2 separate regions of the Mus musculus genome follow, and region 2 is linked to region 1. A link is a loop called in an ENCODE intact Hi-C map of the cell type or tissue named here. Cell type or tissue: left cerebral cortex. All regions are shown on one strand.

What was found. A loop is a pair of places that touch in the nucleus more often than their neighbours do. Peaks named below come from ENCODE experiments on the same cell type or tissue, not always from the same donor. Only the 100,000 strongest peaks of a DNase experiment are listed, where the experiment ranks them.
Region 2: a loop joins it to region 1, with 2.9 times the contacts of the local background. A loop is called at or near these places in 3 of 42 quality-filtered maps.

What each region holds. Positions count from the first base shown.
Region 1 is chr1:127,950,498-127,958,497 of GRCm38, forward strand. It overlaps Zranb3 (zinc finger, RAN-binding domain containing 3), which reads right to left. Exons shown (of 21, transcript NM_027678.3): 20 at 6,040-6,171; 21 at 3,682-4,568. The coding sequence ends at 4,470. Among named protein-coding and RNA genes, the nearest start is that of Gm28800, 6.4 kb to the right of the region's middle. In left cerebral cortex, no CTCF peak of the experiment used is centred here; DNase peaks (open chromatin) are centred at 2,483, 3,933, 4,475, 5,900 and 1 more place; H3K27ac peaks cover 3,957 bases.
Region 2 is chr1:128,024,771-128,032,770 of GRCm38, forward strand. The region is part of intron 6 of Zranb3 (zinc finger, RAN-binding domain containing 3); the gene reads right to left. Among named protein-coding and RNA genes, the nearest start is that of Gm28800, 68 kb to the left of the region's middle. In left cerebral cortex, no CTCF peak of the experiment used is centred here; DNase peaks (open chromatin) are centred at 4,694, 6,279, 6,932 and 7,529; H3K27ac peaks cover 3,664 bases.

The DNA of each region.
Region 1 (8,000 bases):
TGGGTATGTGTGTGTGTGTGTGTGTGTGTGTGTGTGTGTGCACATGGTCCATGGGGTGGGTATGTGCGTGTGTGTGTGTGTGTGTGTACGTGTGCACATGGTCCATGGGGTGGGTATGTGTGTGTGTGTGTGTGCGCGCGCACACACATGGTCCATGGGGTGGGTATGCATATGAAGCCCAAGGTTGGTGTTTGGAATCATCCTTGACTGCTGTCCTGCCATAGTCACAGCAGGCTCTCTCAATCTCAGAGTTGGAAGATAAACCTAGTTTTGTTAACCAGCTTAGTCTGAGGACCTCCTGGGATCTAGGGTTCTCCTGTCTTGCCCTTCTGGGCTGAGTTAGAGGAAGGATACCATGCTCACTGGGCATTTTATGTGGGCTTCTGCACACTGGTCCTCACAGCTGCACAAACATTTTAACCCCTGAGACACACTCCCATCCTCACCCCCCCCCCCACCTTTACGGGTACAGGTATCCCAGACTCATCTCAAACATTTGCAATTTGATCTGACTCCCGTGTCTCACTTCTCATAGTGGGCCGGATGTGAGCAGAGACAAAGTTGTAATCATCTTACCTGGAGCACCAAGTGCAGTTTCTGAAACAGGGACACCATCACAGAACTGTTTCCCCTGTGCCTTTGAAAACATTTCCTCATACATGCAAAAAGCATAGGCCACCAGAACACATAAGGGGAGTCAACATGAAAAGGTGGTGGGGCATTCTGAAGGACTGTAGTTGTCTCCGCAGCTAAGAAGAAGAGGCCCAAAGGGAGTCTGTGGCATCTAGGAGTGACTTCCCCACGCCCACCACTCACTAGCTTTGGTACCACAGGGGATCTTTCTTGACTAAGTTTGTAGGGAAAGCCAATCCTATGCTGAGATCTTTGTTCAACAGACATGATCGCTGTGATTTAAATGATCAAATGTCTTACAGCTTCGGTCCAGTCCCTAGAGTCCCTGCAGGTGTGTGCTCTGGGGATTGGTGGAACTTTGGCCAGTTCTTTCTTGTGACTCCTGGTTGATGAGGTGTTTTGCTCTGTTACAGGATCCTATGATGTTGCTGGGCTGCACCCCAAAGTGATCACAATCTAGAACTACCAAGTGGTCAGTCAGGAGCACTTTTTGTTTCGAAGGTGATTACTTCAGGTTGTTACAGCCACAGGACGCTGGCTGAGGTGCTTGGAAAGAGAACGGCCCCCATAGGCTCACAGGTAGTGGTGTTATGAGAAGGTGTGGCCTTGTTGGAAAGGGTGTGGCTTTGTTGGAGGTGTGTCACTAGAGGGTGGGCTTTGAGGTCTCTGAAGCTCAAGCCAGTTCACTTTGCTGTTTGTGGATCAAGATGTGGCGCTCTCAGCTCCTTCTCCAGCACCATTTGTGCCTAGATACTGCCATGTTTCCCACCATGAGGATAATGGACCTTTGAAAAGGTAAGTCAGCCCCAGTTAAATGTTTTATATGTTTTATAACTCCTTCATGAGTTGCCATGGTCACGGTGTCTGTTCACAGCAATATAAACCCTAACTAAGACACCGAGTAGCTGAATTATTATACAGATATAGGTGTTTTGAAGTTCTGGAATCTAATACTGAAATGTGGTCATAGGAAAGGCAATAACTGCAGAAAGGCTGTAAAATATACTGATCATAAATGCACAATTATACCTACCTGCCTACCTACTTAGCTACCCTCTATTGTTTTGAGAAAGGGTTTCACTGTGTAGCTCTGGCTGCCCTCCAACTCACTGAGACCCACCTGCTTCTGCTCCCTGAGGGCTGAGATTTCGAAAACACGTTCTACCAGGCCTGGCCCTCTGGTCGTCTCTCAGGTCCTCCACTTGCTCTTCTTAGTGTCTTTTTGAGACAGAGAACCATGCAACACAGGCTGGCCTCAAATGCACTGTGAAGTCAAAGGTGACCTTGAACTCCTGATCCTCCTGCCTCCAGCTCTCCAGGGCTGGATTACTGGCATGCACCACCATGCCTGGCTTTTGTGGTGCTAGGGATGGAAGCCAGGGCCTTGTACGTACTTCAGTTAACAAGACCCATTAGCCAGAAGCAAAGCCAAAAAGCAAGGTTAGTACATTTAGAGACTTTCCCAGAACTGTGGACTTTGATGGATTAGGTCTTTGTGTTCATTTTGGCAGGTGGTGCTGTTTACAAGCTGAGTTTACAGCCTGAATGGTACTATCATCATGGAGTCAGTTGTGCTAAGGTCTGGGGGGCCTGTTACAAAACAATCAGGCATAACTGACATCTAAGAACTCTCTCCTGAGAATTCCCACTACAGTGAATGAGGAGCAAGCCCCACTGACTGACCTACTTACACCAAAGTCTGCCAAGAAGACCACATGCTGGAGGGGAGGGGCCGTGGGCTGGGCCTGCATTTCTTGCCTGCGAACCATGATGATTGGTTACTGGAAATAAGGTGGAAAATTGCAAAAAGGCAGGTGTGCAGAGCAGGAAAGAGGCCAGACAGTGCAGGATCTGCTTTATAAGAGAGACAGCTCCACCTGACGTCACGCAATAGGTCAGTTATAGACTTGATGACACTCTGCAAGGATAGCTCACAGTGCATAAGGCTTCTACAAATAAGGTGTGACCTGGTAGCTGCTAACTAACATTAAGCATTTGACGTGGTTTGCATCCCAGTGTACACACATGGGCGCCTCTGGGGATGGAATTCCTCCTTGGATCTGAGAGTGATGCTTTTTTGATTGTCACTCTTCCTGCAGGGGACGTTGCTGGAATGGCTTCGCCCTTTCCTGTCATTATCCCTATTTTCTTTTTAAAAGGTTACTTAAATATTTTTTTCAAATTTATTATATTCATCTTTGTATGGGTGTTTTGCCTGCATGTGTAGCTATGGATAATTCGTGTGCTAGTGTCCAAGGCCAGAAGAGGGACAGTTCTGAGCTTCCACGTGGGTCCTGGGACCCAAACCCTGGCGCTTGAGAAGGACAGTTCGTGCTCTTCCCACCGAGCCACCTCTCCAGTCCATCATTAGCACGTGTCTCATTAATGTTACCATTGGGTTTGACCTACATTTAACCTTCTGGTTGTTTTTATGTGGTGAATTTTATCACTATTAGTCTTGTGTGTATGTGTGTATGGAGAACATGCACATGGAGGCCAGATGTCACTAAACCAGAAGCTTACCTCTTCCCTGGACCGTTGGCCTGGGAGCCCCAGGGATCCTTCTGTTTCTGGCTACTCGGTGCTGGGGTCACAGGTGCCACCACACCTAGGTTTTCACACAGGTTCTGTGGCTCAGACTTAAGCTATTATGCTGTGTGGCCAGCAGCTCATCAACTGAGCCACCTCCCAACCCCACTGTCACTTTATTGTGGAAACGGGGTCTTACCACATGGCCTTGCCTGACCTAGAACTCACTCTGTAGACCAGGCTGGCCCCAGACTCATAAAGATCCGCCTGCCTCTGCCTCCTGAATGCTGGAACTAAAGGCGTGCGCCACCACGATTTGTTGGCCATCCTTCTTTTTAAGAGGTAACAGAAATAAACCTAATAAAATAGGATATGGAGAAGGAGAGATGGTCCCGTGGTTAGCAACTCAGTCTGCAGCATCTGTCAGAGCTGCTGTGTGGCAGGCCTGGGAGCTACACCACCTCTGTGGGCAACTGCGCATCTCCCCCGGCCCCACAGGGATACACGTACCCATAATTTAAAAATATTTTTAAAAAATTACAAGGTTTATTGAAAGAACAGAACAAAACAAATCACTACCAGGATTTTAAAACCAGGAAACGAGGACCAGGAGACAAAATCTGTTTTGACAATTAGCCTGATTTTATACATTAAAAACAAAACAAACCATGACAGGAAACAAGGGAGCAAACAGGAAAACAGAAGCGAGGCTGTGCGGCACTGTGGTCTCTCACTTGTTCTCATGGTTACTCAGAGCACAGCAGTTGTACACAGACACCATGTGAGCTTACAATCAGTTCATTAACAAAAGCATCTCTTCAATGAAGAGGACTGGCCCAGAAATCAAGCAAGGAGGCTGCACCCCAAACATGCGCCTGAGCTGTAATCATTCCTTACTAATCATGGCTTGTCTCCAAAATGTCCCTGATTGTTCTGGAATGTTCCCTTTATACTACACAGTCCAGAAGCAATGGTGATCAAGAGCTGTCAGGTTTGCGTGAATATATTTGTCCCACACTATCCATGCCCAATGCAGTGATTAAGGTGTAGAAGGGGAAAAAAAGCGGAACAAAATCTTGCTGAAACATAATTGACAATCTTCATGAGTCAGGAAGACCCCAGAATCTTCCCATCATCCCTCAGTTTCTGTTAAGTATGTAACACTAAGAGAGCTTAGCAAAAATCTAAATTTCAGTTATTGACTTATATTTAAAAACTTCCTATTCTTAAAATACTAGACATACATGAAGATGAATTGTGACAACTGCTTCTGCCTGCAGGCCATCTGCTTCTGTTTATATCTCGCCTTACTTCTTCACCAGAAACCGGGTGATGTCTGATCCGTGCTTTGTTGCCAGAGAGAGTCGTCTCACCTGACTTCTTTCCTTGGCTTGCTGGGCAGTTCTCTAGGAGGAAGCAGATACATAGCTTAGGTTAGGGAGAAAGCTTTCTGCTGAAGCCTGGAAAAAGGCACATTATCCATATATGCAGTGCTTACCCACAGGAAATGTCCTGAGAGCCTAGGTTTACCAGTCTCAGTTATAGGAAAACATTCTTTTGGGGCAGAGACTGAAGGAATGACCATCTAGAGACTGCTCCACCTGGGGATCCATCCCATAAACAACCACCAAAACCAGACACTATTGCAGATGCCAAGAAGAGCTTGCTGACAGGAGCCTGGTATAGCTCTCTCCTGAGAGGCTCTGCCAGTGCCTGGCAAATACAGAAGTGGATGCTCACAGCCATCCATTGGACAGAGCACATGGTCCCCAATGAAGGAGCTAGAGAAAGTACCCAAAGTCTGAAGGGGTTTACAGCCCCATAGGAGGAACAACAGTATGAACTAACCAGTACTCCCAGAGCTCCCTGGGACTAAACCAACAACCAAAGAAAACACATGGTGGGACTCATGGCTCTAGCTGCATATGTAGCAGAAGATGGCCTATTCGTCATCAATGGAGAGGCCCTAGGTCCTGTGAAGGTTCTGTGCCCTGGTGTGGGGGAATGCCAGGGCCAGAAAGGGGGAGTGGGTGGGAGTGGTGGTGATGGTGGTGGTTGGGGGTTGGGAGTTTTCGGAGGGGAAAATAGGAAAGGGGATAGTATTTGAAATGTAAATGAAGAAAATATATAATTAAAAAAAAAGAAAAAAAAGAAGAAAAGAAAACATTCTTGTGGAGAATGTCCCACTACCCGGACAATCATGGATCATCTATCTATGTGGGAACTAGGAGAAGCCATGAACCTCAGCATCTAAGTAGGTACGTATACATATCTTAAATTCCCAGTATTCAGTGGGTAAGATCTGGATCCAACTCAGAACATTCATTCCCAACTCAACACATAAGACACTGTAGAAAACCAAATGTGACAGAACCAGCTTCTTCTGCTAAGTCCAAATAAAAATTTTCATGAGACTCTGAAAAAACAAAGGAACCCAGAGAAGCCCAGATGGGCTTCTCACTGGTGATGTCTTTTACAGTGTTGGACAGCCAGCCCCACACTCACTATGTAGCTCAGAATGAATGGATTTGAAGGCAGAGCTCCACCTGCCTCTGAGGGGCTACACTACCACACCCAGTACCCACAGGCATCAACCACCCAGTTTGTGCAGTGCTGGCATGGAACCAGGGCCTCTCGCATGTTAAGTGAGTGTTCTACCCACTGCGCCGCATCCTTAGCCCAGAGAATGAAGGAAGGGGGTAGCAGCCATTCTTTCCTCTGTGACTATGAAGTTTCTCAGAGCCAGGTGTCAGGAGCGATGAGAGATGCCCCATACCATTCTGCTCCCAGATGGGCACACGCTTGTCCTTGGAGTCTCCACCTCCCGAGTGCATCCCCAGGGGTTTTTGGATTGTCATATGGGTGAGTGTCACTGACCTCCTTGTGGCACACTGTGCAGAGGGTCTGCAGGTTGTCTAGGGAGCACTGTCCACCTCCCTCATACACTGGCCTGATGTGATCCACCTGCCAGAAGTGGCCTTCTCCTGGGTTTCTCAGCATCTCATTTAGCTGCAGGAAGAACGCACTATCAGCAACTTTCCAGATTGGCTGTGGGAACCTTGGGCTATGTACTGGGAAACCCCTTCACACAGCAAAATCACAGGGAGAAACACATTAGGATGGCTTTTTATAGCTTTTGTGGTGAGCTAAAAAGAAACAAAACCCTCTAAGTTAGCAATTTGAAAGAAGTAAAATGTGTATCTAAAAGAGTTTTATCCCATGCCACCTAACACATTCTGAAACCCTGATGAACCAAGTGTAAGATACCTATACTCCCGATAGACCAGGGGGAAATTGGTTGGTTTTTGACCCTTTAAGTTGCTTTATATATTTATTCTTAATATTAATTATTAAATAACCACCCATTTCTGGCCTAAATGCCTTTGCTCCTCCATCGGTGGCAGGCGAATGGCACCATTCACGGTTTCTTTGCCAGGTCTGATCTCCTATATCCCAGGCTGTGACCACACTCATCATGTAGCCAAGGATGACTCTGAACTCTTGATCTTCTACCTCCCAAGTGCTAGGGTTACAGCCTGCAGCACCATGCTAGGGTTATGCATGCTGGGGATGGAAGCCAGGCTTTCATGTGCGCTAGGCAAGCTCTCGACCAACTAACTGAGTTGCGTCCCCAGTGCTGGCCAGAAGTTGTTATTTACCAACTTTCCAGGTTGCATAGCCTGGCATGGCATGAAATCCCCATAATGAACTTCTGTACCTTGCATGTTTGAAATAAACAATGATAGCTCCTTAAAACAGCCAGTATCCAGGCCGTTCAACACACCCATTTAGCCAGTGATGCCCTTTGCTACAATGAGATATAGCTGAACATTACCTGAGATAAAGGCACTCAGATGTGCCTTTTGCCGCCAGTTCTTTCCCTCTGAGCAGTTTAACTGACAGGCTCCATGGTCCAGAAAGCTGGCCTTTCTTGTTCCTGGGTGATGTGCACAAGATCCCCTGGAGGCTAGCTCTCACATGCTGACTGCCTCACGACAGACCCTGTTCACTCCGTTTGAGCCTGGTTTTGAGGCATCTTCCCTCAGCACCCCTGGGTGCAATACCTAACCTGTGACAGCTATAGTCCTAGTCAGGTCACTTTCAGATGACCTTGGGTCATTTCACTGCACATTCAGGAACCCTTGGCTGACATTCCTCTCAAGGGTTACAGTATATCCCTAATCAACGAGGCCAAGGGATACCTCAGGAATATCATTAGAGATACAATGCACTTTTTTATAGCCAAGAGATATACTAATTTATCTCTTAGAAATCATTGTTAGCTAATCCTATTATAATGTAGCTGGTAAATTAAAATATGTAATTTATTTAAATATTATCTATCTATCTATCTATCTATCTATCTATCTATCTATCTATCTATCCATCCATCTATCCATCCATCCATCTATCCATCCATCCATCCATCCATCCATCCATCCATCTATCCATCCATCTATAGTCAGGGGCTCACTATGTAGCACTGGCTGTCCTGGAACTCACTGTGTAGACCAGGCTGGCCTCGAACTTGCAGAGACATGCTTGCTTGCCTTCACTTCCTGAGTTCTGGAACTAAAGGCATGTGACTAAAAATATACAATTTGTTTAGCTGACAGGAAGTCATCTAATATATTAGTGGGCAGGGATTTCTTGGGTGACCCATTTTTGATGAAGCACACCACAAAATTAAACATTTTCTTTAAGATGGAAACTAAATAGTTTCCCTAAGGCGATCACACCTCTGCCTGAGCTTCGGGAGGCTGAAAGAATGCTGACACCCACAACCCTGCCAGGAACAGTACCTAGCCACCAGCTGCTTTATTAACATCATCGTGTGT
Region 2 (8,000 bases), 74 kb after region 1:
TGATGGCTAAGCTGTGATAAACATAACTGTAATTTTATTAACAACTATCTGAACATATTTGTAGAATACTGGCTACCATCTGAACACAGCTGTAGAATGTTGGTCACAATCTTAACACAGCTGTAGAGTACTGGCTACCATCTTCACACAGCTGTGGAGTGCTGGCTACCATCTTCACACAGCTGTGGAGTGCTGGTTACCATGTGAACACAGCTGTAATATATTACTTCTATATAAACAGCAATATACACAATTCTAAACACACCACATTTTCATCAATTTTATGATTTATATTTCTCTAATTTTATATCTGTGGAAATTACAGATATATAAAATATATAAACAGATGTAACAGTTTAACTTTGGTGGTATATAAAATAATAATGTATAATATCACAATTGATGAAGTTTTAGATTTCATATAACCATAAATGTAAACTTCTTTATCACACTCATTTTTTTTTTTTTTTTTTTTTTTTTTGGTTTTTCGAGACAGGGTTTTTCTGGGTAGCCCTGGCTGTCCTGGAACTCACTTTGTAGACCAGGCTGGCCTTGAACTTAGAAATCTGCCTGCCTCTGCCTCCTGAGTGCTGGGATTAAAGGCGTGAGCCACCATGCTCGGCTTTATTATACTCATTTTAAAATTGTGTTCTAATGCAGTCTTTTCCTATTCACATATTGATACTGAGGAGCATGTTATAGTTCCCTTAAACTTTATTTCTCTCTGCATTAAGGTGGATTCTTTATTTGAAATTACATATGGATATATGTGGCTATCCCTATGAATTTCTTTCCAGTGCAACAAGGGGCTATTGTATATTGATTATGATAAGAAGGCATTAGGACAACAGGGCTGAGAAATACCGCTCGCTCTACAATATCAGGCTTTCTTCACTTACAGCTACTGTGCAGTAGGGTTGAGTAAGGACAGTCTAAGGATGTCTGCATTTATGGAAAACATTGAATTGTTAATTAGTGCTCTTCTAAGTGGACAGAGCACAGGTCCAGGTGGGCTAACTCTTAAGTCCTACCAAACACTTCAAGGAAGAAGCTATCCTCGCTGTCAGGAAGACAGCTCAGTAAAGTGCTTGCTGTATAAGCATGTGGACTGGGCTTTGGTCCTCAGGACTCGCTGTTACAATTCTACATACAGCTTTTCCTTTGGTGACATGACGACAAAAGCCTAATTAATTCCCTTAACCTGTGTCAGGTCTTTACATATGGACTTATTCCCCTAAGGTCTTCTCTCAAATTCCAATAAGCTTTGTGAGATGGGACACTCTCACTTGTTTCTGTGTCAGTTGCAACCCTGAAATAATGTCTTAAATATAGCAGGCAATCAATAACTCGAGGCATTAGTGGAGCTGAATGTGAAAGTCTCTCATTACTCTGGTTACCCTTTCTCAGATACATTACACTTTTATTTGTTAAAATACTCAAGGAACAAGGATGACAGCAACAGACATGCTAACATGGAAGGAGGAAAGCTCTGGGCTTCAACCCTAGACAAAAAACTACAGCCTACCAAGGACTGCTGAGAGTGGGAGACGTGGTCGTCCCGGGGAAGAGCACACCAACTGGTTATCCAATAGCAAGTGGTCAGCCATGAAAACATACACATGCCAGTATCACATGGACTGAGGAGGTTGTACGAGCATTTAGGAATATACACACACAGCAAAAACTAAAGAAAAAGAAGCCATGACTTTGAGGGGTGGTGGTGGTAGATGGGAGGTAATGGAGGGAGAAAGGGGAAAGAAGAAATGATTTAATTATAAACTCAAAAAATAAATAAAATTAAAAATGCTTTTTCTTTTCTGTCTTTTTTTAGTTTTGTGGAGGCAGAGTTTCTCAGTGTATCCTTGGCTATCCTAGAGCTTATTGTGTAGACCAGGCTAGCCTCATACTTACGGAGAACCACCTGCTACTATCTCCTGAATACTAAGATTAAAGATGTGTCTCACCACTGACCGGTAGGGACAATGCTTCTTGAGAGACGACTTAATTCCGATAAACAACCACCAATCTATCCTTGTTCTTCTTGTCCTATAAGCCTCTAAAGTCTACTCTCAGCACCCCACTTTCACAGCCATAATCTTGTCTGAACCAGCTCTACCTGGAACACTAAAAACTTCTGCGCTCGGAGGCTGAGAGATGGCTCAATACTGAATAGAGCTTTCCGCTCTTGCAGATGACACAAGTTCATTTCTTTCCTGTGTCAGATGGCTTTCAATCACCTGTAACTGTTAACTACAGTTCCAGGGAATCACTGTCTCTGGCCTCCGAAGGGATCCGTACTCATGTGCACAACATCCTCTCCCCAACATATACATAAGTTAAAATAATTCAAGTAAAACTGTGTTTTAGAAAATGGTTCCCTTTCTGCTCCAGCCACGTGGCTTGCCTTCTTCTCTACTATCTGCCAAGGTGATGCTGGACCCTGCAGGACAGCATCTCAGACATGCTGTACAAGATGTTCTGATCCAAAACATGGGAGGAAAGGACAGAGAGAGGTGTTCTCAACAAGTTGAAGATCTTACTACACGTTGCAAGGACACCACAATCCTGTTAGTAAAATGTCAGAAAGAATATCGATGTTCCTCCTATGGGGCTACAAACCCCTTCAGCTCCTTGGATACTAGATCTCTAGCTCCTTCCTTGGGACCCTGTGCTCTGTTCAATGGATGGCTGTGAGCATCCACTTCTGTATTTGTCAGGCACTGGTAAAGCCTCTCAGGAGAGAGCTTTATCAGCCTCCTGTCAGCAAGCTCTTGTTGGCATCTGCAATAGTGTCTGGGTTTGGTGGTTGTTTATGGGATGGATCCCCAGGTGGGACAGTCTGTGGATGGTCTTTCCTTCAGTCTCTGCTCCACACTTTGTCTCTGTAACTCCTCCCATGGGTGTTTTGTTCCCCCTTCTGAGGAGGACTGAAGCATCCATATTTCATTCTTCCTTCTTGAGTTTCATGTGTTTTGCAAATTGTATCTTGGGTATTCTGAGCTTCTGGGCTAATATCATGTGTGTTCTTTTGTGATTGGGTTACTTCACTTAGGATGATATCCTAACATGGAAACAATGTCTAACTGCTCACAATAATAATTCAGCCTTTTATGAAAGAATACAGACTGGAATATCTTAAGGAAAGGGAGGAAAAATGGGAACTCCTACTGAGGAAAGGCTCCAGAAGCTCCCAACAAACATGTAGGCAAATACTTAGGTGAGGCGGGAACCTCTGTATGTGTGGAAAGCATTTATAATGTCAACCACTGACTGGAAGTAACAGACAGAAACAATGTTTACTTTATCCTCGTTGTGAAAATACTGATATTTTATGAAATAAAAGTCTTTAGGAGGAGAAACTAAAATAATAGTTCTGGTTTCTACTCATTCTTTTATGGCACCTGTTCCTCCACCCCATTCTCTCCCCTTCTCACTACAATGCCCCAGGCAAGCGCTGCCTGTTTTCCTTGTCCAAATCACCCTTCCCCTTCCTGTTCTCACACCTGCCTTTCCAAGCTGATCTCTGAGTCTTCCCAGGATAACTAAACCCCCTAGTCTTTCAGGCCCTAGATCTATCTAAGTCGATACCAAGCTCCCAATACAAGTCAGATCTGACTCTAGGCAATCTTCTGGGATAAACCACGTTGCTGTGGAAATACACCACTGAGAACACTGGCTCCACTACTAATCTGTTTATGATCGCAAATGGCTACTTAGCATCACTAGTAAGCCTGTGGTCCTAATCTCACCATCTTAGTTCCTATCCTGCAGAAGTTTAGATCACAGAAACTTTCAAATTCTTATTGTGTTCAAAGACACAATAAACTGCCTCTCATAAAAAAATGTCCTGAGATGCAAGCCCTGTCACTCTAGAACCTATGGTACAGGTCCAATAATATGCCACTTCTCGATGCAAACTCCCTCACTGAAACCATACTACAATCTCAATAATACACCACACAACTATAAAAAATAGTTATTTATATACTATAACAAACATTTATGTAGAAAAATGGTCAATATTATAAGGGACAAAAATGCTAATATTTTTAATATAATAATCTCTTTTTCAAAAAATATGAATTTGTTTACTCTTCTATTAGTTTTGGACCATATAAAAATATAGCCCTGAAAACAACAAGGAAACTTGTAAATCTGATCACACATGACCATGCCACACTTTATAACTTTACAGTGCCGAGGCTAAAAAAAGAGGTGGAGAACATTGGTGAATGGGTATAGAGGTTTAGATTAGGGTGACAAATGTGCTAGAAATTAAAAGCTTTGTTTTACAACAATATGAATGTATCTAAAGATACCAAATTATATACTTAAAATGGTAAAATAGTACATTTTCTTACGTATTATTGCAAACCAATGCCTGCAGAAGACACAGAGAAGGGGAAGACACCCACAATGTCTTCCTATTACATTCTGATGAACAAGACTGTAATTTGACTCCTACCTAGCCCTATCTTTATCTAACTCCTGACTAACTGTTTTTGTCTAGAGACCTTGGTTTAGCTCAGAATATTCAGCTGAATATTTAGTTCCTCAAGGGCACAGTGGTCTCTCTTGTTCTGGTTTTAGCATATAGAATTTCCACTTTCTGAAAAGGAAAGGAATATATTTACTCACAGGATGCTTCTGACTGTCTTGACTGGTTCACATTGGTACACCCGGCCATCAGGCCTTTCCTCTTCCCATCCTCACATGACAGTCATCTATAATTACCTGGTTAGTGCCAGACGTGACAATTCAGTGAAAGCTTGAATCATTTTGATCCCTAGAGCATGAAGGCTTATACATTTTGGCTGAATGTATGTCTGTGCAGCACAAGCATGTCTACTGTCTGCAGAGGCCGGAGGAGGATGTTGAATCCTCTACAACTGAAGTCATAGATGGTCATTTATTGTCATGTAGGTGCCAGGAATCGAACCTAGGTCCTCTAGGAGAGCATCCAGGACTTTTAATCACTAAGCCATCTATCTAGCCTCCTAAAAATAATTTTTGAACAAATGGATTAATTTAAAAAAACAAGCTAGAGGCAGTAGGTGGGATAAAATGACCTCATACACCAACTCAATATAGAATGATTCAAAATCAGAAGTCTTTCCAAACACAAATACAGAATTTATATCACATCTTACTTAACTATTCCTCAAACAGACGTTGAGTGCTCAGTATATTAACTATTTACTTCACAACTGAGCCATGTGCTCAAGGAATAGACAGCCCTGTATTTAGCCAGAGGCAGAACAGTAAATGACGCAGTGCTGGAGAACATATGGAGGTGAGCAGGACCCTGATTATGCTAATAATGGACATAACACCTTGAGTATATACTATCAAGTAGCATTTCACCGTCTCAAGAAAATTTAGACAACCAATTCTCCTTAGTAGAACTGGTATAGAATTTGATGTGTTCCCACACAAAAAACTGAACCCAGAGCCCTGTACATAAGTGTTGTAGAGGGGCCTGGTGCTGTTCTTGTGAACCAATCCCCTAATGACTAAAGGAGCCAATCACTGGGCGAATAGGTGGGACTTCTGGGTTGGACAGAGGAAGAGAAGGAGGAGGAGAGAGGTAGGTCTTTTGGAACAGGGATAGCATGAGGGTAAGATGTAGCTGCTAGAGTTTCACTAGAGGAATCAGATTAAACAGGGCTTACAAGAGAGGGTTTTAGTTGTAGCGCCCAGAGATTGAGCTACCACTGTTTCTGAGCTAAGTTTGTGTGGTGTTTTTCTTCTTGAAGTGATTTGACTGGGTTCCAGAGAGAAGGTACCGCAGCAAGGTGCGTAGATTTGCCTGATGTGTGCCACAAAGGCCATGGGGTGGGGGATTTGAAGCATTGGCGTGGTAGCGACCCGCCAGTGGGAACCAAGTGAGCTGGGTGAGAAGTTTCAGGACCTTCCGGGCCAGAGTCTCCACCAGATAAGAAAAGGCCAGCTAGTCCCCTGGGGCTGAGAGTAGCTGGGCATAGTGCTGGAACCTGTCAGTTCATTATTTTAAATAATAATAATTTCCTACAACACATAAGACGCAAGCACAATTTCCCCAGATCTTCTTGGGACACTTTTAAGTTCTAAGCACAATGTAAGAGAGGACAGATATGTCTTCCCAAAGCATATTTTTGTTTTTAGTTCAAGACAGTGTCTCACTATGTAACCCTGGCTGGCCTAGACTTCATTGTGCAGACCAGAATAGCCTCAAACTCAGAGATCCACCTGCTTCTGCCTTCCCAGTGCTGATATTAAAGGCTTGTGCTATCACACCTGGCTCACACGATGCTTGGCCGGGTTATTCACAAGTCTTCCTTTTATAAGCACTGGAACATTTATTAAAGGTGCCACTTCTGAAGTCTCTCATGTTGCCAAGAAAAATGTGGAAAAATATAAAAGGAAATAGAAACTGGGGTAAGTGATTTAACCCCAGAAGGTGCACAAGGGTCTAAGTGGGCTCTATACCTTCTCTCACTTAACTACTGTCGATCAATTTATTCACTGTGCTTCATTCTCCAGATTTTATTTGTATTTATAGCTACCTCTAAATAGAATCCACTAGAGTGACTACCATGTGGCATTCTGAGTAAGGGTACTCTGCTTGAGTAATCTCTTTTCTCTGTGCCTCTCAAATCAAATGGGGTCTGTGGTGTTTGGTTACTTAGGCCCTAAGATCGTTCGTTCTTCAGATTCCATCTGCATTAGCATGCTTCTTTAGGCTGTTACTCGGGAATTTAATAAACTTTTTAAAGACAAAATGACATCTTGATCGAGCACTTCACTTAACTTTTATTTTGAATGCAGCATGACATTTTAAATATAAAATATGGGTCTAGGATGGAATAACGATCCATAATTTGCATTCTCTAAAATTATAGTGTGAAAATGACACCTTTCCAGAATAAAAACACTGTGGAAGAAAATATAGCATCCCACAGCCTAACTTAAAATGCCAGGAAATGCCTTGATCTGAATCAAAGCTTATGGAACCACAGTGCTTTCAAGGTAAAGAAATAAAGGATTAGAAAGACTTCAGAAATGGATGTAGAAGAAAACATCTTCAAAGGGCTAGAGAGGGTGCAGCCCTTACACATACATGAGGTTCTTACAGAGGACCTAAGTTTGGCTACCAGAACCATGCTGGATGGCCAAACCTCAGCTCCAGAAGATCTGATTCCCCTGGTCTCACCTCCATGGTTACCTGCGCTCACAAGTGCACAGACCTATTCAGACATTCAGATGTCCACATAATTATAAAGAAAGAAAACGCCTTTGAGAAGCACAATGTTGATCTTGAAACGACTAACAAGCAGGAAACAGAACACAACCTACGCCATCACACATTTCACAGAGATGAAATATTTCTCTTCGAAATACTATTTATACTCATAAGTGAGGTGCACACTTCTGCTCTCATATGACAGATATTAATCAAAAAACAGACTGTAGGACAGACACACAAATTAAACATTGAGCCTGAGATTTCAAAAACTCAGGCACAGTCTTGCTCTGTGCCTCCAGCTGGTGGATCAGGTGTAAGCTTTCAGCTACTGCTGTAGCTCATTCCTGCTGGTCTGCCTGCTGCTACCTTGTTCCCACCATGAGTCACTGTAAGCAAGCCCTTAATTAAATGTTGTCTTCCATAAGTTGCTATGGTAATGGTGCCTCTTCACAGCAATAGAACAGGAACTAAGACATCATTGTAACACCAAAACCTGGCTCATCTCAACCTGACACCTCACACAGTCAAATGGAAAGCAGGACAACACACCTCCATGCATATACTCAAGAATAGACATATTTTCTTTCAGCCTTGACATGGATGAAGGCAAGTCTAGCCTCTAATCATTCACCTGCTTTCCTTCCCAAGTGCTGGCATTGAAGGCACGTGCCACCATGCCTAGGTATTTCTTTTACATTACAGGTAGGCTACCCAGGCAGGGCTTTACTTTAAGGAATTCTTCCATAGGTGCAACAAGTTTGCAAACCACGGGAAT